2 separate regions of the Homo sapiens genome follow, and region 1 is linked to region 2. A link is an interaction called in ENCODE POLR2A ChIA-PET data of the cell type or tissue named here. Cell type or tissue: Caco-2. All regions are shown on one strand. Links, peaks and the distances in the headings refer to the core of each region. The heading gives the core; the rest is flanking DNA. Region 1 overlaps MARCHF4 (membrane associated ring-CH-type finger 4). Region 2 overlaps XRCC5 (X-ray repair cross complementing 5).

Region 1 (8,000 bases), core at 1-8,000, 140 kb before region 2:
TGTTCTTTGGCCTTTTAGCAGGGAATCAACAACATCCCCTGAACCCTTGCTCGATGTGTAACCTTGGGGAGAAGAAGGGGCCGTGCTTTTACAGTATTCGTGGGGAGAAAGCAGAGGCCCTCCAAACCAGCAAACCACAGGTTTCACAGACCAAGGGATCTACACTGGACCTCCCACTATTCAGCCTTTCTTTTGTTTCTTTACTTGTTGATGTTTCCTAGCAGCTGTTCCCAACTTTTCTCATTCACATGAAGTTGCCATCCTCATTCTCAGCAGATGACCTTGCCTTCTACATTGCTGAGAAAATTGGGTTCAGCCGTTCACATTCCAACATCTTTCCCCTTCTGCTTGCCATCACTGCCTCTTCACTCCTGTAAATATCTATTTTTACCTAGACTCTCCCCTTTCCTATCTGAGAGAAAGAAGCACCCGGCCTCCTTCCCAGAGTGCTCTTTGTCCCAGCTCATTCCAGGATTTTCCATCTCCACGTGGACTTGGCTCCATCCATTACCACCTCCGCTCGCACCCACACAGCTCACTGTGGGACACCTTCAATCACTTCCTCTTTGCTGGCTCCCTCCCCTCTGCATGCAGGCAAGCCTTTAACACCCCTCCCTCTTTCATCTCCTTATGCCTACTCCTATTTTCCAATCTTGCTTCCACCTCCCTCACTGACTGAAACAGTTCCTTGGAAGGTCCCTGATGCCCTCATTGTAAAAATAAGGGGCCTTTTAGAAGCCCTGCCCTCCTTGATTCCCCTGAACATTAAGTATTCTCAATTTCCCATTCTTGCCAATATCAATTCCTCTCTTGGTTCTGTCTTTCATAAAGTCCGTGTGTGGTGACCATGAGGACTGGCTGCTCCACTCCACCCTGCTTCTGGTGAAGTCTTAGCCAAACTTTGGGCCCTTCCCCATTTGTGAGTCATGAAATCAATTCTACGAGAGGCAGCCGGCGTTCTCCTTCTCCACCCACGCCCCCACCATGAAATTCAGTAGAATAGGATAGGAAAAGTCAGAGTACATTATGTAGAGGAAGAGCAAGTATTGTCACATGTTTTTTTGTTTGTTTGTTTGTTTGTTTCTGTTTTTGTTTTGCTGTGGATGAGTTAAAAAGTTGGGAAGTTTCTGTTTTAGTTTGTCTTTCTGTACTGCCAAGCTGGGAAGTAAAAATGCCACTTCCCATTCCTCTATAACTAACACAACATTTCCAAAATCATAGTAAGACTATCTTCTGAAAACTGAGCTCTCTCCCAAATTCTCTACATTGCTAATGGTTTTGCCAGGGTTCCCATCAGTCCCCTCTCCCCTGCCCCATCCTCTGTGGCTTCTTCCTCTGGCCCCATCCATACTGGATCAATTCTCACTAGGTCCCACTCTGAGATCTCCAGCATTCATTCCCTCTCGTGATTCTCCTGCCTCAATTGCAGTTACAGATATTACTATTCATATCCAGATAGTACTTCTAGCTACTCTTCTGGCCTCTAGTTTCACAAAGTCCCCCGACTTCAGTTACAATCCTGATCTGTCATTTACCAGCAGCTATATGACCTCAGGAATGTTGTTGGACATTTCTGAGCTGCAATATCCCTATGTGCAAAGTGAAACTATTTAATATTTTTCTCACAGGGCTGTTCTCAGAATCAGAGGAATATGGAGATAAATATATATATACACATATAAAGCTGGATAAAGGATACACAAAGGGACTAGCACAAGTTAGGAGCTCAGATATTAGCTTCCAGCCTCACAATGTGTCTGACGCTATTATGGACTAAATGTTTGTGCACCGCCCCCAGCACCCGGATCATATGCTGAAATCCTAACCTCCGATGTGATGGTATTAGGAAGGGTGGGGACTTTAGGAGGTAATTGAGTTTAGATGAGGTCATGTGAGTAGATTCTCCATGATGGGATTAGTGTCCTTATGAGAAAAGCAAGAGACTAAAGCTCTCTCGGCCATGTAAGAATACAGCAAGAGGGAAGCTGTCTGCAAGCTAGAAAGACAGGTCTCACCAGAACCCAATCATGCTGGCACCCTGATCTCAGATTTTCCAGCCTCCAGAACTGGGAGAAATAAATATCTGTTATTTAAGCCACTCAGTCTATGATATTTTGTTATAGCAGCCCAAACTAAGACAGATACCCCACTAGCAAATCTTCCATGGCTCTCTATTGCCTGCTGAATGAAATATCTCAACTCTGGTCCTTGTCCTTTAAGAATCCCTCAACTTGGTCACAGCCTGCCATTTAAGCCTTCACTTTCCACCAGTCCCAGTCCTTTGGGACAGGGGGACAGTTCACCATTCTTCCTACAGACATGTATGCTCCTGTCCCCATGCTTCTTCCTCAGTCAGTCCTTTCTGCCTGCCCCACCCTCCCCACAGCCCCACCTTGCTCTCATGCTTGTCACTACAGCACAGTCTTGCTGAAGGTGATCACAAGAGCCCACCTACCAGCTGGTGGCCCCACCCAGGGCCTGGGAAGGAACTAGACTGGAACCCAGGAGCAGCAGGCATCCTGGAAGGGAGGGTGTACCGTGCGGCCACACTTGGCAATCAGTTCCCTGGGCCAGGGCAGAGAAGGTGGCATGTGGGCCTTTCTGCAGGATCATAGAAAACAAAACCTCAGCCCCTCCTAGGGGGTCTCTGAGTCCTCACTAAGACCCAAGTCCACTCATTCCTCCCACAAGAATGAACTCCAGAATCTCTCTAACATACCTACCCCATTCCCACTTCTCCATGCAGGTTCACACCCCTTCCCACCATTCCTGCAGGCATCCTAGGCCCATCTCAGCCACCCCTAGCAACCTTGCCAGTCCCTCTGCAGACCTGTCCTCAGCCCCAGCCCAACCATCAACAGGACACATGCCGACTGGAGCACAGAAACATTTTTGCACCCAAGAGGGTCTTCTCTCCTCCTTGGAGACAGGCAGATTTGGGTTCAACCAGCTGCCTTCTCTTGTTCCAGATGAGTTCTCCTGTTGGCTCCCATCACCCCATAGAAAACTGATTTTCAGTTTTCTCCTCTTTCAAGTGGAGAGAATAACAAGAACCTGGTGGGTCGTTGTGAGGAATTAACTGCAGTTAAAGTTCAGCACAGTTCCTGGTACCCTAAGGCCAGAGGGCTCAAACTGGGGGCTCTCAGAGGGCATATGGGCAAAGATACATTTTCTTTGGCCTAGTCTGGCTATGTAAACAAATGTTTTAAAATAAAAAGTTCTACACACACATACACACTTCAGATCGGACTCCTCTTGAAAAATGGGAAGATCCAGAATCAATGGGCTGCTTCCTCCCATGAGGCAATTATGGGCCACTGCTGAATAGTGGTTGCCCCTAATGATGAGTTTGCCACAGTCATCTCCAACCTTCTCATCTGACCCTCTGGGCATATGGCTGATATTTAATATTGCCGTAATATTGCAGTCCTTCTGTGCTGGTTGGTGAGCAGCTGCTATCTGGGATTCCACCATCCTGGCTGCTCCAGTCCCTCCCTGGGACCCCCAAGACCTAATTAGGATTCAGCACCTAAAGGGTTAATTCCCAGCCCAGTAGGGGAGACCCTGGGACTGTGCTACTTGGTGGCTGATGGATTGGTGTCTATGCAGGTCCAGTTGTTAAAGATTTAGAGTAAGATTCCCATCGGGAGGCACCGGTGTTGCTGTCCTCCATTCACTGCTTCAGTCCTCAGCTTTGAGAACAGGATCTGGTGCACAGTAGGTACTAAGCCTACTAGGACTTTGACTTTGTGGACTGAGTTTTGCCTTATGCCCTTAAAACCATTAGTTTCCTCTCCTTGGCCTTGCCCTCCCCTTCCTTTGAGGCTAACAGAAGAGGGCCCTCCCAGATGCTACCCTTTGCACAGCTCTGCCTCTCCCCAGGCTCAGTCTGCATCAGCAGTGAATGTGGGTGGGGTCTGGGCGGCTCCCTTGGCTCAGGCTCAAGCCCCTGTGGAATAGGCAAGCAGGCCTCTTCTAGGAGCCATGGTTGAGGGATGCAGCTGGTGCCTTTTGCCTTGTGGGTAGCCAAAGTACAGTCATTCACGAGAGACCGTGGGTGTAATCAAAACCATTTTATTTCTCAGACAATGGAAACAAACAGAACAGCCATCTCAGTCAGGACATGGAAGGACCAGCAGGGAGCAGGCAGATTGGAGGAGCTGCAAAATGGTATAAACTAATGGAAATGATTCTGCTGGCACTGCTCACTGCCTCCTCCGAATAGTTCCAGTGACTGCTTTCCTGGGGCCCAGCCACTCAGAGAGGGTAAACGCTGGGGGATCCGAGGAGAGTGAGGGGAGGAGGAGGAAGAGGGACTGACTGACAACTGGGCGTAGTTCACAACCTGGACATTTAACTTTCCAAGCCAGGGGGCTTCGGTGTGAGTCTTGTGCTGCCCCTGACTGGCTGTGTGACCTTGGACAAGGTGCCTCACTTCTCTGGGCCTCAGTTTTCATATCACTGAGTAGACTGGGGTAGTGCAGCATCCAAGGCCCTGCCAGCCTCTATTCTGTGGCCCCCACATATTGTTTTATATACTATACTTCCCTTGTCCCTACCCCAACACTGTATTTTCTCTGTTGAAATACTTGGCTCATAGACAGCTCTGTCTCCTACAGCCAGGAGCTCATCCTCAAGGGTAGGGACCACTTCCTTTCCCTTTTTGTCCATGAAGTCCTAGGGGCATGGGAGATGCTCTGTCAACCCTGGGAGGCTGGACCAAGGGTAGGCTAAGACTGTTGCAGGTGGCAGCCCTGGGGGGCTACTGACAAAGGCCAAAGGAAGAGTAGGTGCTGGTGGAATTAGGTGAAATTGCTGGCTTGACTGGATTTGGATGGGGTTTGTTGACTCAAGCCTGGAACACCCCAGGCCTCTTCCTCTCCCTTCTCTAAAGATAGCCTCAGAAGGCTGCAGGAGGAGAGCCAGGGAGGCCTGTGTGAATTCCTGGTGAAACCGAACTGCCAGCCCTTCAAAATCACTATGGGGTTTATATTCTTGTGTCACCCTAAATTCAACAACAAACAACACTCAGATGGGGAATTCCACCCCCACTCCCTCCCAGCCCACTCCGAGGTCCCTCATTCTGGCCAGGAGAGCTAAGACTGGTTCCAAGCACCCAGGCTGTAAAAGGAATCTGGCAGCAGGCTTTGTGGAAAAGCTCCAGGGATTGGATGGGTCTGAACAGCAGCCCCACCCTCTCAACTTCCTGTTTCTTTTGTTTGGGGCGAGGGCTTGGGAAGAAAGGCTGCAGGGGAGGTTTGGGAAAGGGAGAGGCGGATAACGGCTGGAAATTCAGCTTCTCCAACCCAGGGACTTGAGGGAAAGGGGGTGGGTGCTGGGGAGGAGAGCCCAGCAGGGAGGGAGCCAGCTGCTGCTTGATTTAAGGAGTTGTTTTCCAGTCACCCCAGCAGGAGGCCCAGAGAGATGGTGGAAATTAAGTGCTTAAGTCCCCCGAGGCTCCATGGTACCTTATTGCCCTGGCTGGGTCCTGGGTGATAATGGGATCTCCTGGAGGGTCTCTATGGGATCCTTGCTGATGCCAGCCTTATACTTGAGAGGCCCCAATAAAACCCAAAGCCCTAAGTCAGTGCCTGCCCCATAGAAGGCACATGAATGAACGAATGAACAGATGGATGAATGACCAGGAGGGCAGATGAGGATTTGAAAAGGATTGTAAAACTGCCAGACTCCCTGTGTTAATGCCACTTTCACTCTTGCTGAAGAAAAACACTTCTCCACTGAGCAGCCAAGAGAGAAAAGCGTGTTTTACAAGAGGAGGGGAAGGGTAGAGGAGAGGAAAGAATGAATGGATTTTGTGTTTTGACATATTTACTAAAAAATGTGGAAACTGCTCAGCACCTGCTAATTAGAGTCAGAGCAACCTGCACTCCCTGTGATGTGCAAATGCCAAGGCAGTGGGAGCCTGAAGGATGGGTGGATTTCCCAAGGGGATTATGGGCTTTTTCCCAATGGAGGAGAGAGGACCATGGGAAGTAGGAGGGTGGAGATGAGGAGCAGAGGGAGGTGCAGAGAAGGGCATGGCCATTGAACACTACACCTTGGATTTCTTGGCATATTTCATTTACTGTCTTCTCCCATAGATGCCTAGAATGACAAGACTGCTGTTGGGTGCCAGGAAAGGGGGGATTGGTGACTAGGTCTGTCCTCTCAAACTACAGATCAGGAACTGCAATCCTGAGGTCAAAGACTGGTCCAAGGCTCCCCTTGCCTTTTTTCTAACTCTCACCTCTCTTAGGAATCTCTCCCATCTCCCCGCTCCTTTCTGTCCAACCTGGGACAGCCAAGAGGTAGGAACACAGGTCCTGGATTCAAACAGCCTGGGTCTCACTCTTCTTTCTCCAACTTGCTTGCTGTGCCTTTTGGGAAAGTTTCTTGGCTTTGGCTTTTTCTCTTGTAAATGGGAGATAATAAGAGCACTCACTTGGTAGGGTTGTGGTGAGGATTAAATGAGATGATACGTTTGAAGACCTTGACACTCAGTAACTATTCAATGACTGTGGGCTACCATCTTTGAAGACTTTGGAGTTCAAGAGCCATGAGTATCCTAGTTCAGCCACTGATTAGCTGTGTGACTATATGGGTCAGGATCTGTTCAGGAACACAGGCCATGCTAGATGGTTCATGTGGGGATTTTAACATCAGGAACTAATTATAGAGGTGGCAGTGGAGCTGCAAGTCCACGCAGGAGAGGCTGAGGCGGAGCAGAGATGGAATGTAGGAAGGCAGTGCCTAAGCTGGAGGGACAAAAGGAGGAGGTAGGTTACTAGAACCTGGGAATCCAGGGTTGATGGGAACTGCGACCACTGAGGAAGGGCTGTCAAGGTTTATGGGGGCTGGAACCAAGGAGGCAAACAGCCACTGTTGAAGCTACTACCTGCAGTTGCTACGTGGAGCTGGGAGGAAGGCGGCAGAAACTTCTGTGGTTTCTCCCTAACTCCCATCCTCCAGACTCCCACTTGGCTGAACCAGTTGGCAATGGTGTCTAGGTAGTGTAGATTGCCGGGGTCAGTGCTCTGGGAGAGACAGCAGAAGAGGACAAGGCAAGGAGTGACCACACAGCACCTGGGCAAGTTACTTACCCTCTTACACTACAGTGTTCTAAACTGCTTAAGAAAAAGTTGGGAAGGGGAGAGGATGCTTGGTATGATTGCTGGGAGAATTATATGACATAAGGCACATAAAGTCTATACCACAGGGCCTGGTCATAGCCAATAACTGTGGGCTCATCATGTTCCCTCCTCCAGGATCCAACTCCAGTCTTACCTCTTCAAGAAGTCACTGCTGACCTCTGTGATCTTAGACCACTTTGCTCATACTTTTATGAGTGTGTTTTTCCACATTGCAGTGCCATTTCTGATCAAATATCTGTCTCTTCCACTAGAGTCTGAACTTCTAGGAGTGTCTTCCTCCTTTTGGTGTCCTTTGCTCCTTGAGTGCCTGCCACTCAACAGTTAGAGGATGCAAACCCTGTATGTCAGCATACAACATGTAAGTGTTAAAAAACAGTCTCCAAGCAATGCTGTAGTTCGTGGGGTATGAATTTCTAGAAGTAGTAGGTCGCTAACCAAATTTAAAGAAGGGAAGGGAAAGACCACGAAAGAGATGTGAAGGTCAAGGAAAATGAGAAACACGAAGACTTGGAGAGAGGCACAGTGGCTTATATAAGGCCATATACCTTGGAAGCGTGTCCTGGCTTCTAAGCTAATGAGTGATTAAAAACTCTTTTTTCTTTTTATAAAGAATAACACATTTTCAGTGTGGAAATTTTAGAAAATTCAGGTAAACAAAAAGAAGAAAATAAAAATTATCCATAATGCCAACCCCAAAATAACTAAATATTTTGGAGTTTATCCACTCAGTCACATGCATATGGCATTTTTTTGTGTGTTTACTAAAGTAGTATCAGTCTGTTTCACAGCTTTTTAAAAACAGTAATGCTTGAAGAACTTTTCAAGACATCAAATGTGCTTTCACAGCAC
Region 2 (14,866 bases), core at 6,867-14,866:
TCCCTCTGGTTCTAACTGCCACTGTGGCCTGATGCTAAAATGTTTTATCTTGAAGGTCTCGAAGAGCAATGTTTTCCTACAGTATACCTTGATTCTGTACTCTTGGCTTTTCCTGATATCCGAATTGTTCCATATAACCAGAAAACTTCCCATGCTGTTATTAAGAGTCATGTATTCCCCGGCTCAAGGTACAGTTTTCTAGTTTCCTGTTTCCTCCATAACATAAAGTTCATTCATGACCCCAGACACACTCTTCTTGTGTCTGATTAATTCAAGTAAACTTTTTACAGTTTGATTTCCAAGTTATCTAAATGGGCTTCTCATAGGAGAAGCAACCACACTGTAGGTTTTTCTTTGCCTTTTTGGTAACTGGCCTAAGAACCAAAGATTTTACATTTTATCAAGATAATTCCCATGTTTTCTTTATTAGATTTTTTATTACTTAGGAAAACTAAGCTTTAAAAGGGTTAAGGTTTTTACATCCATGTGACTTTCCATATTGCATTTAAAGTCTTTTGATTATTACTCTTGGTTTAATGAATAACTATTACAATGACCTGTAATTCCATTTTGATTAAAAGCTTTGAGCCTTTGAACATCTTTGACAAATGTCCTCAAAATCAAATAAACATTGCTAATTCTTCATGTTTTGCTTTTCAGAGTCAATAAAACCTTTTTTCTTTTAAACTATTTACAGCTTACAGAAATTGGGTAAAACATTGAAGATTACCTTTCTCTCTACCTAGTATCTCTAGAATTTGAAAACTATTCAATCCCCCTAGGCCAATCTGCTTTCCATTGCCAAGGCACTACTGCTAAAGCAATACAGTATCAAGCACCCTCCCAGTAGGCCCATGGACTATCACAGAAGGGGTGGGCACATGAGATTGTAAGGGCCAGTTTCAACAGATAAAATTAGTTCAGACCCTCCAAATTAAAGATGGGCATACAGATTACCAAACAGCTCATGGCTCAACACACAGAACTCATAGACAAGTCACTTTTGTAACACTGCTTTTTGGTTATGTTGCTCAAAAGGTTTTTAAGGGTTAATGCGTGCCTGTGAACCTCCATCTTCATCTGGCCTCCAATGTTTAATTAGTTTTAAGTCTTTTGGTTCCAAGTCCCTTGGCCACAGGGATCCCACCAAAGAACAAAATGAGCCTGGGGCAGGTAACGACACCACCCTGGCAGTGACATGAGACAAAATAAATGTTTGGTCATCAGTGTTGCCTCTGGCACATCTTGGCTAAAAGGGGAGAATGTAAACTAAAAATAAAATCCTAAGACTCCTCCCCTACAGATTGAATGGACCCCCTCTTGGCCAAGGGGACCCCAGAAAATTCTTAAAAACGGAGTTCCCAGCCATGACAGGACAGCAGGTTAGACACGACTTGTTATACTCCCCTCCCTTTTCTGGTTTACAGACAATTGACCCGCATTAAAGTTAAAATAGAGATCCTAAGATTGACAGAACAGATTCTTTGTGGCAGCAACATAACAAATTACCATGCCAGGCAAGGGTTAAGTTATGCACCCCTACGCTTAAAGAATAAACTAGGTTCTAACTGCAACAAGGATTCTCTTTCTCTCTAGCAGCTAAACAAGCAGTGGCCTCACCATAAACACTAATAAAACACTTGCAGCCCTACCAGATGCTGACTAACTGAACTCTACCAGCCATAACTATAGCTTTGACTGGACAAGAGAGTGATTTCAGTAACTTTCTCCTGTTAAGAAGCCCACCGACCATGGACTGGTTCTAGTGGGTTTACAGAGATTGCGTACTTGAGTGCCTTCCTGTCCTGAAAAACCTTTTGATGTACTGGGCCTGATTGTAATATTTAAATGTCGAGTCTTCTCTGTGAGATGAACATGGGTCATATGTAACATACTTGTTTAATATGCATTCATCAGGACCACCTTTATGAACATTCACAGCTCTTCCTGTAACCTACTGAATATGCATATTTAGATAACTTTTTCAGCATAAAGCTCCAAGCCAACCCCTCCTCCTTTGAAGTGCCTGTCTCTGGGCTTCTGCTAGAGGAGGCTGTGCTTCCCAGCTTGCAAGATAACCTGACAGGCTATAACTCTTAAGAAGTAATAGTTTCCTCTCTCCTTTTCCAAACTTACAGATTTGTGATTTTAAAAAGTTAACATGACTTACTCCATTGGGAGTGTTACTTAAATGAACTGATTTTAAATCTCAAACATACCAATTACCATACATATGGTAAAACTGAAGTCTGTGAGGGTAAAGCAATTTCTCTGAGTTTCCACAGTAAGTGAAGGCTCTTCAAAGTGCCATGCTGTTCATCAACTTCGGATGCTCTGCAAGTGGAGATCTCTCCCTCAGGCAGTGGCAGGAAGAGACTCTGCCCATCTCACTTCTGCCCACTTGATACAATGCTTTGGGATTATTTCTCCCCTCTTTCCACAGAAGAACATCAGGAGTGGATTGTTATGTTTCTATATTACTTTGCATGGGTCTCATTCCTCAGCTTTTTCTGGTACAAGGTAGACTCTAATCTTGAGGTGAGCACATTCTATTCTATTCATCTCCTCTAGGACACAAGCCACAGGAATTCAGTGTTGACAAAGATAGTTCTTGGTGTTGCTAAAGCTGCAGAAATGACAGGAAGGACTCAGGAGAGATTCTGCTTTTTTTTTTTTCCCCCAGCTCCTATCAGACATTCCCAGGTGGGGCTGGGGTATTATACCATCTGGCTTCAGAAATGCTCTAAGACTCCCTTTTACCCCTACCATCTGCCAACTTCTGTCAACACAAACTGCTAAGAAAGGGAACCTATTTTTCAGCCTAGTATTCTTACTATGGCAGAGATAGAGAAAAGTCATGCACATATTACATAAGATTGTCAAGATCTGCCAGGGATTCACCCTCTGCCTCTGAGCAAGACTGTTTCTAACACGAATAGGAAGACTACCAGAGAAGGGAGAGAGAAATCTGTTTCCTGTTTTCAAAATCTCCAGAGGAGATCCCTCAGCCAAGGAGAAGAGTCTTAACCCTAGTAACACACACAGCATCCTTGAAACAAACAACAAAAGCGATGTGGCCACAAGGATATGTGTGTAATTCTTTGATGGTGTGTTTGATCTCGCCCCAGTTTGGCCTCACTTAAACTCAAATCCAACAGCTTGGAATGCAATTTTAAAATTCTGAGCAATGACAAATGTCTCACACATGCTACCTTTTGTGCTTTCCTGGCCAAGCTGTTATCTGCAGTTATTTTCAAGAACAGAGTTCATTTTTGTTCTTATTTCTGAATGGGGAATTATATAAGGCTTGATTTTGGCCACAGTGGAGGCATGGAAGTTCAACCTAAGGAGGAGCAGAGTTTGCTATCGCCTACATTTGATTGATTTCAGGTTTAAACAGCAAGGCATGAAGATAATCCAGAGATGACCAGACTCTCTCTGGACAGCCTGTTTTCACCCTTGCCCTCCTTGAAACAGGTCACATTCACAGCACTTACATGCATCCCCTAAAAATACCAACTCCAAGCACATTAGTGAAATGGATGTTGCACTGAATACTCAGTGGGGAGATGAAAATTCACTCAACCCCACAGGATAACTTAAGACTAGGATGCCTATGGACACTTGTGCTTCCCCAAGCCCCTAAAGCTGCCCTCCCCTGCAGCTGTCCATCGCTGTTGTCTTTACCCACCTCCATCTCTAAAACTCTCCCCTTATTTAAAGATAATCTTTATCAACACCAAAGCCAGTAACCAGCCAGAACACCTCCCCTACCACCAAGTTTCCCCAGGGTGCCATCTTCCTTCTGCTTTCCTCTCCTATCTCAGTGCCACTGCAATCCCTGAAGTAGTTCATCAACGTATTTATCCAACAAACTAGATCTGTTCCTAAGGGGAATTCTGCTGCAAAATAAATTTTAGTTTTCATCCTATTTTACCAAGCCATTAATATATGCTGTTAGCAGTATGTGCTCATTAATCTTAACAATAACCCTGTAAGCTGTTATAATTCCCAGCATACTGAAAAGGTAACAGGGAGGGGCGTAGAGAAATTCAGAGACTTACCCATGCTAAGACTCCCGTTCCAGGTCTGCCAGGGTCCTTACCCACACAAGCTGCAGTGCAAAGGTGGGTGGCCCTGGGCAATGTAAAATGGGAGGATGTGGATAGGGCTTGGGTCTGGAGCTGCTTTCTCAACACTCCAAGCAGTACCCGTTCGCATATTCAAGCAGCTCCTGTGAGTTCCCTTTGGCTGAGAAGTTTCTGTCCTCTCCTGGGCCACCCTGCCCACAGATAAAATGCAAGTGATTTATTTTGTTGCTTACAAAGGTTAAGGGACTTGTGAAGGCCACATAACTGTTAAATGCTATTGACACCTGGACTTAATAAACCTAATAGTATCTAACATCCAGGTGGCTATTTGAAGCATTATGCCATTATGCCTCTTGAAAGGAAGTCTAGTCCTGGGTTATGTTTAAAGGAGCATTTCTTTCCTTTCCAAAATGACTGCAGAAAGCCAACTATCTAAGCAGGGATTAGCAATTCTACTTCTGATCAGGGGAACTGACCTATATGGGGTAAAAGTGTGGGATGGGGGAAGTCCCATTTCCCCATCACCCTCCTAATATTCCCCTGCCTGCTATAGGGAGGACTTAGAAAAATGGCTGGAGACTGAGCTATATTTATTAGGGGTCATTAAAACCCCTAAAAGGTTGTTTAAACATCATATGCATTTCCACTTCCTGCTCCATGCTGTCAACCAGGCACAAGTACCAGGGCCTACTTTTTTTTTTTTTTGAGATGGAGTCTTGCTCTCTCGCCCAGGCTGGAGTGCAGTGGTGTGATATCGGCTCACCGCAACCTCTGCCTCCCAGGGTCAAGTGATTCTCCTGCCTCAGGTTCCTGAGTAGCGGGTATTACAGGCGCCCACCACCACACCCGGCTAATTTTTTGTATTTTTAGTAGAGATGGGGTTTCGCCATGTTGGCCAGGCTGTTCTGAACTCCTGACCTCTAGTGATCCGCCTGCCTCTGCCTCCCAAAGTGCTGGGATTACAGGCGTAAGCCACTGCGCCCAAGGGCCTACTCTTTCCAAGCAGGCCCAATGAGACGTTCTTCCCTGTCTCAGGCTTGGAAGCCAGATGGTGGTAAGATCTGGATGTAGGAGGCAGAGGACAAACCTAAGCCATGAGCCACAACCTAGCTGTTCCAAAGATCTCTGAAATAAGCTAATACAAAGCAGTATGTTGATTTCCATTTTGCTGTCTGCTCCTTGTGCATTTAGCTCCAGGAGGGAGTTAATAGGAGAGGGGTGAGTGGCAAGGCAGGATATGGTCATTCCTTGGGCCCTGGTTGTGATACTAACTTAATATAATCAAAACCTAGGGTGACCATATATCTATAATCCATACCAGGACAATTCTGAGAACAAAAAAGAGCACTATTAATTATGCTAAGACAACAATCCATCCTCCATAGCTGGAATGCATGGTCACCCTGTTAAAAAGTAAGAAAACCTACCCTGGGTCCTACCCTTACCTTTGATCACATGGAGACTTTAATTTTTATGTATAACTAGATGAGAAAACCTAAGTCCAATAACAATAGATCATTACAAAGAAAACAGCACTGGAATACTCAAGGTCTTAGAAGAAATAAGGTTAAAATAAAAAAACAGCAGCAGACCTATTTAAAAGTTGTTTTGTGGCTGGGCGCAGTGGCTCATGCCTGTAATCCAAGCACTTGGGGAGGCCGAGGTGGGGAGATCATTTAAGGCCAGGAGTTCGAGTCCAGCCTGGCCAACATGGAGAAACCCCGTCTCTACTAAAAACACAAAAATAAGCCAGGGGTAGCGGTGCATGCCTGTAATCCTAGGTATTCGGGAGGCTGAGGCAGGAGAATCACTTGAACCTGGTCAGTGGAAGTTGCGGTGAGCCAAGATTGAGCCACTGTACTCCAGCCTCGGTGACAGAGTGAAACTCTGTCTCAAAAAAAAAAAAAGGTTATGTTCTGCCCAGGCCCTCTATTTGAAGTTTTCATGAAACCATCTCATTTGTGGAAAGCATTTTAGTTTAGAGTACTTCTACGGGCATGCTCTAAGCCTGTGAGGCAGGTCACAGGTTTAGCACCATGACAGAAGCTGTGCAGCAAGCAGCAGAGGCAAGACTCAAGTCCAGTATCTGGGTTAGCCCAGTGTTTCCTCCCGTACCCATGCTGTGACCCCTCATGGCCTCTGCTCTGCATGGGCCACAAGCTTGTGTCCTGAACTTAGAATATCTGGGGGAAGGCAGAGGACAACATGAAATGACGCCCATGGGAGACAGGGAACCAAAAGGAACATCTGTTGCCTGAATCAAAATTAACTGCAAAGCCAGTCATTAGCACTGCACATCATCAAAACAGGAGAGATCTGTGTCCATTTATTTTCAAAGCCATCCTGGACTTGGCGGGAAAAAAAAATGCTGCCTAATCCCAACACGATTTTTCAAATAGTTTTCCAAGATTCTAAATCTTATATGTAAATTAACTGGCAAAGGATTAAAACCCAACATTTAAAATAGTGGTACTTAATGAGGGGCAGCACATACCTTCAAGGGGGCATTTGGAAATGCGTATGGTCATTTGAGTTGTGACTTGGGTGGGGGGGTCACAAAGAGGATGACTCCTCTTCAAGTCAATAAATTTCAGTGACATAGAAGAAAAAGGTGACCGGGTCCATAGTCAGTGACTTGCAATCACAGACAAGCCTATCATTTGTGGGATTACTGGGCTTCTGAGAAGCAGCCCATGGTGGATTGACGACAATACAGCACTTGCTGTCCTCCAGGGCTACACTCAGCAGAACACCTGGGAGTTCTGTAGATCTGCCAATCTCATTTCACGGAAATGGGACTGTGATGTGTTCATGCAAAACACGCTGTCCCTACTCAAAACAGTACGCTCTGATGAAGTCTACATAGCACATATACTTCACCTGTATGAAATGGATTTGGAAATTACATGACTCATTTAGTTCTTCCTCTCCTTAGCCTGTGAAACTAATTTCTTCCTTGAGGTATTGAGATTTAGGTAAAACAGGGTTAGAGAAGCACAAATAATCCTGCTGCATTCAAACTAAGTCAAAAAGTATCAGAAGATCTAAAGGACTAACTTGATTTAAACTTTTCCTGGCATGACAAAAAGACTGACGTTTCCCAAAAGAAATTCCCCAAACTGCCAAAGACAGGGGCTGCTGATGGAGCCATACTTACTGAGCTGATTCATATTGCTGGGAGGATCTGATGAGAATAATGAAGATTTCAGAGATCAAAGTTTCCACTCTCTGTGGTTCTAAGAATGTCTCAGTTTTGTCCAAGTCACAAACAACCCCTGGGCTTTAACTATCTAACCAGAAACTATATGTCATCCTCTGTTGGGGTTACTTTAAATGAGCACCTGTATGTCAAGTTTGATGCAAGTGTGTATAGTATTGAGAGGATGTCCTAGAAGCCCAAAGTAAAGCACTCCTTTCTCTCCTCAGCTAAATGAATGATGTTCTATCTTGCAGATCCATTTTCAATCAATGGATAAGGGTGTTCAATTCTCAGCAGAGCACTGAAGAAGTCTTTTGCAGACAATAATTAGCAGCAATTCACAGAGAGATGAGTCATTTATGCCTTTAATGTTACATGTACAAAACTGTGTATTAGTGACGACTTATGAGGGTGCTGAAGACAGAGGTGACTGGGTACCAAGAAGTCTGTACACCAAAGAGGAACTGGAACTCAAGGCAAGAATGAGGACAAGAAAAAAAGAGAATAAGGGCTTTGTTATTTTCTTATTTAGTAAAGGAGACACCATCCACAAAGATGAAAGCTGACTTAGGTAGAAATGGGAAAGACCGAAAAGTTACCTAAGTGTTTTAATATAACGAAACTTTCTCTCTTTGAGGCTTGCAAGTAGAGAACAGTGAAGTGATATAATTCTAACTACTGTAGTAAATTTCTCAGTTTTTGAGTTTCTAAAGGTTCACTGATATGGCAGAGATTGGGCCAAAAGGTCTTTTCTTCATGAGACCACCACCATAACTCACTGCTTAAAAGGAGTATGAAGGGAAATTGTGCTCCCCTTCCCACCCCACTTAAAGAAAACCACCTATATACAGAGGCAGAGTAATGTGGTAACTAGAAGGCCTCAACTAAAAAGAGAAGTGAGTCCGTCCTTACCCATGGTTTTCCTAACCCAGCTGCTTGTTGGGAGGAAGCAAATGCTACTGCTTGCTCAACACAAGTTGTGACAGCTGTTGGAGGATCAGGCAAAGGAGGACTCTGGAAAGGGTTAAGAAACTCATCAATAACCATGCCATGGTTCCACATGAGACACTAATCACATCACAAGGGCTGCAACTGTCACTGATATACTAGGTCAAGAAAAGATCTACTTTCCAGAAACTTCAAAGCATGTATGTAATATACAAAGATCAGTAAGACCACAGAAAAAATAATACACCAACCAGAAAATAACAATGACTCTTTATAAACTTGTATGGGGTCTAAATTATCCCTTGTAATATATATGTGTGTATTCATTCCACAGAGAATTAGATGATCCGCCTCCAGGTAACCTGCTGGGAATTTCTTGAGATTTTGGCTCCCCTTGAATGGCCGCATCCAACTTGTTTTGTTAGAACTCCCAGCATCACAGCGATGGCAGCTCTCTTAGATTCCCCATACATCCACGACCTATATCATGTCCAACTGTGAACAAGAACAACACACTTAGAAAGGAATCAGGCCAATTTCATACCACTGCTTCTCTGGTGAGAGAGGGTTTAATGAAAATGACTCTACATTGGAAGGCATGCATGTACTTGCTCATTTATTCACCGCTCATTATTTTAGGAGTTAAACATTCAAGTATCCACTCATTTTAGTAATGAGAATGTCTCTAAAAAAGATTGACATCATAGTACGTAGTGTTTGTTGGTCAGTTGTCATATGAAGCTTAAAGGCGGGAAGTTTCCAAACATTAAGGATAGATACAAAAGACATTTACTACACAGCTTCCCAGACATCAACAACATGGTGTAATGGGGTCCAGAAATCCTCAAATGCCTATCGGTCTATTTTGTTTACATTAAGTTAATTGAGAACATTTAAGAAGTAGCCCTTTTAAGGGCTGTTTCATTTGTCAACCCACACAAACTGCATGTTGTATTACTTATTTTTGGTTAACAGCAATTTCAGTGAATTACAACATTTTGCTACTAATGGAATAGCCTCCCTAGCTCTTTTTCAGCCCTTCAAGGGAGAGGATTAATCTGAATGAACAATATAGCCGACACCATGAAACACAGGAATTTCTATTATGAAATTACCTATCTGATTGAATTTATAATGGCAATATATAATGGTGTAGGAAGCTTCTGGTGTATTGGAAATTAAAACACAAATAAGCAACAAGTGTAAGATAATCAGCCTTTGTGGCTGTATTTACAGCTCAGGTGACTTCAATCATAGAACACCAGGTGCATATTAAAAGTACTTACTAAATCGTCCACATCACCACCTTCTTCAAATACAGCTGCTGTGTCTCCACTTGGTTTGTCTTTGGGGGCCAGAAACTGTAAATAGAAAGTCAGTTATCATACCAAAATGATATTTTTGCCCCTTTGAAAGAGGGAACAATCTGCTAGCATTGCCACAGCAAAACCTAAGGCAGCCTGCTTAGCAGTCTCACTGCCAACGGCCCAAAAGAAACATCATCCTGGCATACGCTACTTCATTTGGCTTTGGGTGAGAGGCCCAGTTTTGAGGTTCAAGTAGTCCATACTAACTCATCACCAGAGAAAGTGCTCACGAAGAGGGAGGAAAGAACATGGCTTGTCGAGACAGTGTGTAGTGTCCTGTATAAGCATGGTGGACATCTGCTGTTTCCAGTTCTGCTTCCATAGGAAATAAGCTGGCTTGCTAAGGTTAAGAAAATAACCAACCACCCCAAACTAGTATGCTCTTTTGAAAGGAGCATGAGAATCAAATCAAGATTAGAATAATCTCAAGTTGAATGATGAAGAATCAGGAAAAAAAAAAAAAAAAAGCTTAGAATAATCTACTCTTAAATTCCACTGTGGACAAAAGCAGTAAAAGGGGGACTTCTCATAAGAAACGTGAAATGCAAAAATGAGTGAGCTTGGAAGGTTGTTTGATTCCTTTTATGGAAATCTTTCAATTTGTGTTAGAAATTGTTTGAAAACAGGCAGATGAGAAATGGATGAGAAAACCATTCAGCATCACTGTTCTAGATCTGGAGCTTCTGAAAGGCAGATACATAGTAATACAGCAAAGTCCAGGAAGTGAAGTCTGTGAGGATCTAGGAATGACACTCAGATTTTAAAAGGGTAGTGAGGTGAGTGCCCTTGAAAATTATCTGAACACTCTTTTTCCATCCTGTCCCTCCAAGGGATAGCAGTGGGGAGCCTTTTCCTTCAAGGCATGTGGCAGCTGCCTCTAAGAGCTGGGTTCTAGCAATGCATATCTATCTAGCAATGCCTATCTATCCTAACACGAGAAGGTGATTTTCTGGTAGCATGCCTGCCTGTAGGAGTGAGTGTTTTAGAGAGGGCAGTGGAAAGTGGGGCACTTCTACTTTTCCTTTGGGGGCCAGAAACAGTAAATAGAGAATCAGTTATGGTACCACAACTGACTGGCCCCTAGAGGCATTCTGGCATTCTTCAGGCTGAGAGTGCATGGAGCAGGCACGCGGTGAGAGAGCCTTCCAGCCCACTTATGCTCTCCTGTAGTTGCTTCCACCCAAGAGGAAAAAGTATAATTATACTTTCCTCACTCTCAACATGAAAAAATGGTAAGAGCTGCCATTCTCTACATTCCTGTTACTTTTATGGTACAATGGACACAATCATGACCTCTGAAACCTAAGACCTATAAATAAACTAAAATATGTCTCTTTAAAAAGTCAAACCAAAGTCAACCATGAAATATGAGGCTGCATGTGGCAAGTTTCAGGAAGCAAGAAAGCTCTGCCTGTTCTTCTAGTCCTCATATACAAAAACACACACAGGTAACAAAGTGATAACAGTGGAGGCTGTGTCTGCCTTAAGGTGCAGTGCCTTTGTCAGCACCATGGACATAATTGTTTGTTGACTCAACCACTCTCTTGGACTTTTTTTCCCTCAGTTAAGACCACCTCACTATTCATTAACTTCTTTTATGACTGAGCGAATAAGGAATTTATCTTCTTTTAAGGACATTTATGGATCTTTCCATAGCTCTTTGTTGACCCTAAACTGGGCCATGTGCAAGACTGAGAATCAATGGTATAAGAGAGAGGAAATCCCAGCAATGGAGGCAGACAGTCTGTAACAGAATTGTGATGAAGCTTCTGTTTCATTCATTCTGTTTATTCTGGGTGATTATGAATAAAGATATCTGACAGCCAAATACAGATAAATGAATAAAAAATCTATACATTTACTAGCATATGATTTATCTGTAAAGGTTAAATAAACTACTCTATCCTAGATTCTCAAATGGGTTTTTATTTGGGGTTTTCCGGGTTATTATCATACTTTTTATGTTGTACCTCTCCTCTCCTACTCATTGTCATTAACCCCTGCATGATTTTCGTGATATCAGGACTATATGGCTACAGGATAAGACTTATCCAGTTGGGGCAAGAGAATAAACAGTAGAGCTGCATCCTGCCATAAATCTCTGTAGGGCCACAAATGACTGGTATCTTCCAAACATCTGAAAAACTCCATAGGCTTAATGGTTCTGTAGTCCACTACATCTTGTATGACCCCTTAGATAAGGACTTATTGTTGGCACAGTATGACCATGGTATATATACTTAAGCACAAATGGCACATCTCTGAGACTAGGCCAAATTCCTAGGAAGAAATGAGCAGCAACAAAAATCCTACATTTTCATTAAGTGCTAAGTATCGTCTGCAACTGATTTTCCTGACAGATCTGCTTCACATTTCTGTGTAAGCAAATTATGTTTAAAAGCTGGGCTGCCATCCATTATCCTTCCCAATGCCCCAGGCAAGGCTGATCTCTTCCACATATCACTCCTCATCATTAATGTTTGTAACTGCAAGTAATTCTAGCCCATGCAGTGACAGGGAAGCAAGATAGAGCAGAGAACTCAATGACTGGCCTGCTTTCTCAATAAAAGCAAGAGATTCTCCGAATCTCTTCTGCAGAAAGGGGTAGGAGTCAATTCTCATCTTTTCTCATGTGTTCTTTCCCTCTGCAATATGCTGAGAAAGTAGAGAACAGATAGAAAGGGCATGTGTGTGAGTGACATATTCCTTCTTCCTCAAACCACCATCACTTACCTGGGGTTACCATAAAAGTGCCTCCTTACCTGGAGAACTTTATGAAATGGATAACCTACTACTTTTCAAGTACACTGAAATATAATCCTGGCCACAAGCAGAGTAATGAAATCAATAACCTCTATATAGAAACTGCCAGTCCTATACCACCATAAGACTAAAAGACTATCATCTTGTGCTCAGACCCTTACTGACCCCCAAAGTAAAAACACATGACTTCCACTGGGTTGTTTCCAACACCATCAGGTGATTCCAAAGGATTACTGACAATCTAGATGTGTAAAAAAGCATCAAAAAGAATAAAAGTCAGTTTGCATGTACTTTGCCTAAAATGACATATATTTGGGTTTCATTAATGCCACTTGTAGCTTAATGGATGCTATAAACACTAACATGGTGCAAGAGGGAAATCCTGCAGCCTAGTGTGGAGAACACAACTATAACCCTGTCAGTTTCTCAGGAACCTTACGCAAGCCACCTGACCTTTTCATAACTAATTTCGCTCAAAAACAAAATGTGAATACTACTACTTACCATACCTATCTTAGGGGTTGTTGAGTCTCAGATAAACTAAAGTATGAAAAAATTCATTATGGTATTGTAAGTTTCATGTTCTAATTCCTAGGAATACACTTAACATATGTCCACCAAGTGGTATGTACAAGAATATCCACAGCATCTTTATTCATAACTGCCAAAGGACAAACAAGCAAATGTCCATCATTAGGAGAATGGATGAATAAATTGTGGTAAAATCATAAAAGGGATTACTACATAGCTATAATCACATAATTGATGAAAAAAAGGCATGATTCCAATTATATGAAGGTCAAAAACAGGCCAGATGACTCTCAAGTGACAGAAGTCAGAATAGTGGTTACCTCAAGGGATGGGGGCTTCTGACTAGGAAGGTACCAGGGAGGCTTATGTGGTGATGGAAATGTTCTATTATTTTGATCTGGGTGGTGAGCACCCAGGTACATGAATGTGTAAGAATTCATCAAGTTGCACAGTTAAGATCTGTGCATTTACTGTACACATGTTCTACCTCAATAAAAAATTTAATATCATATCTTAAATGTATCAAGCCTTAAATAAATATTGGGTAACACTGTGATATTTTCATTATTACTTTTCTTGTACTAGCAAACTACACCAGAGAATTAAGGCAGAAAATGAAAGCAGAAAAAAGCAAAGAAAAATGTCACAGGTTCCAACAGGGGCCAGCAGTTTGACAAAACTGCTCTCAAGAAATGATTCTTAACCTTTGTCTTCAATCCTTCACTAAGCTTTGGAGAATTCCTGTGCACTCTCACACACAGAACCAGATGTACTCTTGAAAAAGGGAGCATGAGCATCCTTTCTCTAGGTAGATGTGGTTGGCGGCATTATAAGGTGAAGGCGTGAAGAGCTGGTGCCATGGTGTGGTGATAAGGCGACTACAGCGGGCATCTGGGGGTCTGGATTCCAGTCAATTCTGCTGGCCACTAGCTTGCTGTGAGGCACAGAAAACTTTACCTCTCTAGACAGGGGTGTTGGTAAAATGGCCAACACCAATTGGTAAAATGGCCAATTGCTATCTATGAATGTCTGTGATACTAAGGTGGAAAATCCATAAATGTCAACAACAATAAAGAAGGATAAATTAGGCAGTTACAAGAAAAATAAGTGCTAAAATAATGATTTTTTTTTCACAGAGCTTACATCAAATGATTATTTAGATATAGCTCAGCCTCTTGGAATCTGGTAAAAAAAAAAAAAAAAAAAAAAAAGATCCCAATGCCATGGGGATAAATCCTCTTTCTTCACTGCTTTCTCAATACTAAAGGAGAATGAAGGACTAGGGCAGTGCTAGAACTAGATTCCTGGCCGGTGACTTACTGTGAGCTCTCAGACACATCACTTTACCTCTTCCACCCACTACAGAGCCAGGAGAACTGACAGATGAAGAGCACACAAAGGCTATACAAAGATTCTACCAAACATCAAATGCTAATGGCATATCTAATCATATAAACTAGAAACAGAAAAAGTGGAAGAACTGACAGGTTATAATGATAATAAAAATGAACATTAAAGAATGATTTATGCCTAGGTTTCAAAATGAAATGAGAGGTACCAGGAAACTTAAAAGAAAGTGACTGTCTAAACTCACGCCATGCAAAAACTTTCTATTTCTGTAGCAGAGCTGACTTCCTTCTATTTCTCAAAGAATCATACAATCCACATATTTCTAGAAAAACTGGAGGGTAATAGCTCTTAAGATGTTATACAAATGTAAAGTTATAATTTTCATTTAAAATGAACATCCCTGGATAATTATTTCCTTTCAAATGTCAACATTTAATAGCAAGAATTTGACAGCTTGCTAACTTTAAATAACTTATGGGAAACACCTCAAAAGAATTTAAATAGACTGTGAGGATTGTTCTTTAACCTCAGTGATTATAGTCAAGTTTCCTTAAATGATTATTTGGGAAGTGACCAAATTGAACATTTGAAGGCAATATAAATGAATATTTCAGTGC

The links. ChIA-PET counts read pairs that join two places held together with the same protein. Peaks named below come from ENCODE experiments on the same cell type or tissue, not always from the same donor. Only the 100,000 strongest peaks of a DNase experiment are listed, where the experiment ranks them.
Region 1: POLR2A ChIA-PET joins it to region 2 with 5 read pairs; 2 of 35 experiments call an interaction of 5 or more read pairs at or near these places.

What each region holds. Positions count from the first base shown.
Region 1 is chr2:216,337,328-216,345,327 of GRCh38, reverse strand. All of the region lies in intron 1 of MARCHF4 (membrane associated ring-CH-type finger 4), which reads left to right. Among named protein-coding and RNA genes, the nearest start is that of MARCHF4, 31 kb to the left of the region's middle. RefSeq lists an enhancer at 4,015-4,727. In Caco-2, for the core only: no CTCF peak of the experiment used is centred there; no DNase peak of the experiment used is centred there; H3K27me3 peaks cover 199 bases.
Region 2 is chr2:216,199,055-216,213,920 of GRCh38, reverse strand. It overlaps XRCC5 (X-ray repair cross complementing 5), which reads right to left. Exons shown (of 21, transcript NM_021141.4): 20 at 9,525-9,599; 21 at 7,628-8,733. The coding sequence ends at 8,719. Among named protein-coding and RNA genes, the nearest start is that of LINC01963, 10 kb to the left of the region's middle. In Caco-2, for the core only: no CTCF peak of the experiment used is centred there; a DNase peak (open chromatin) is centred at 11,090.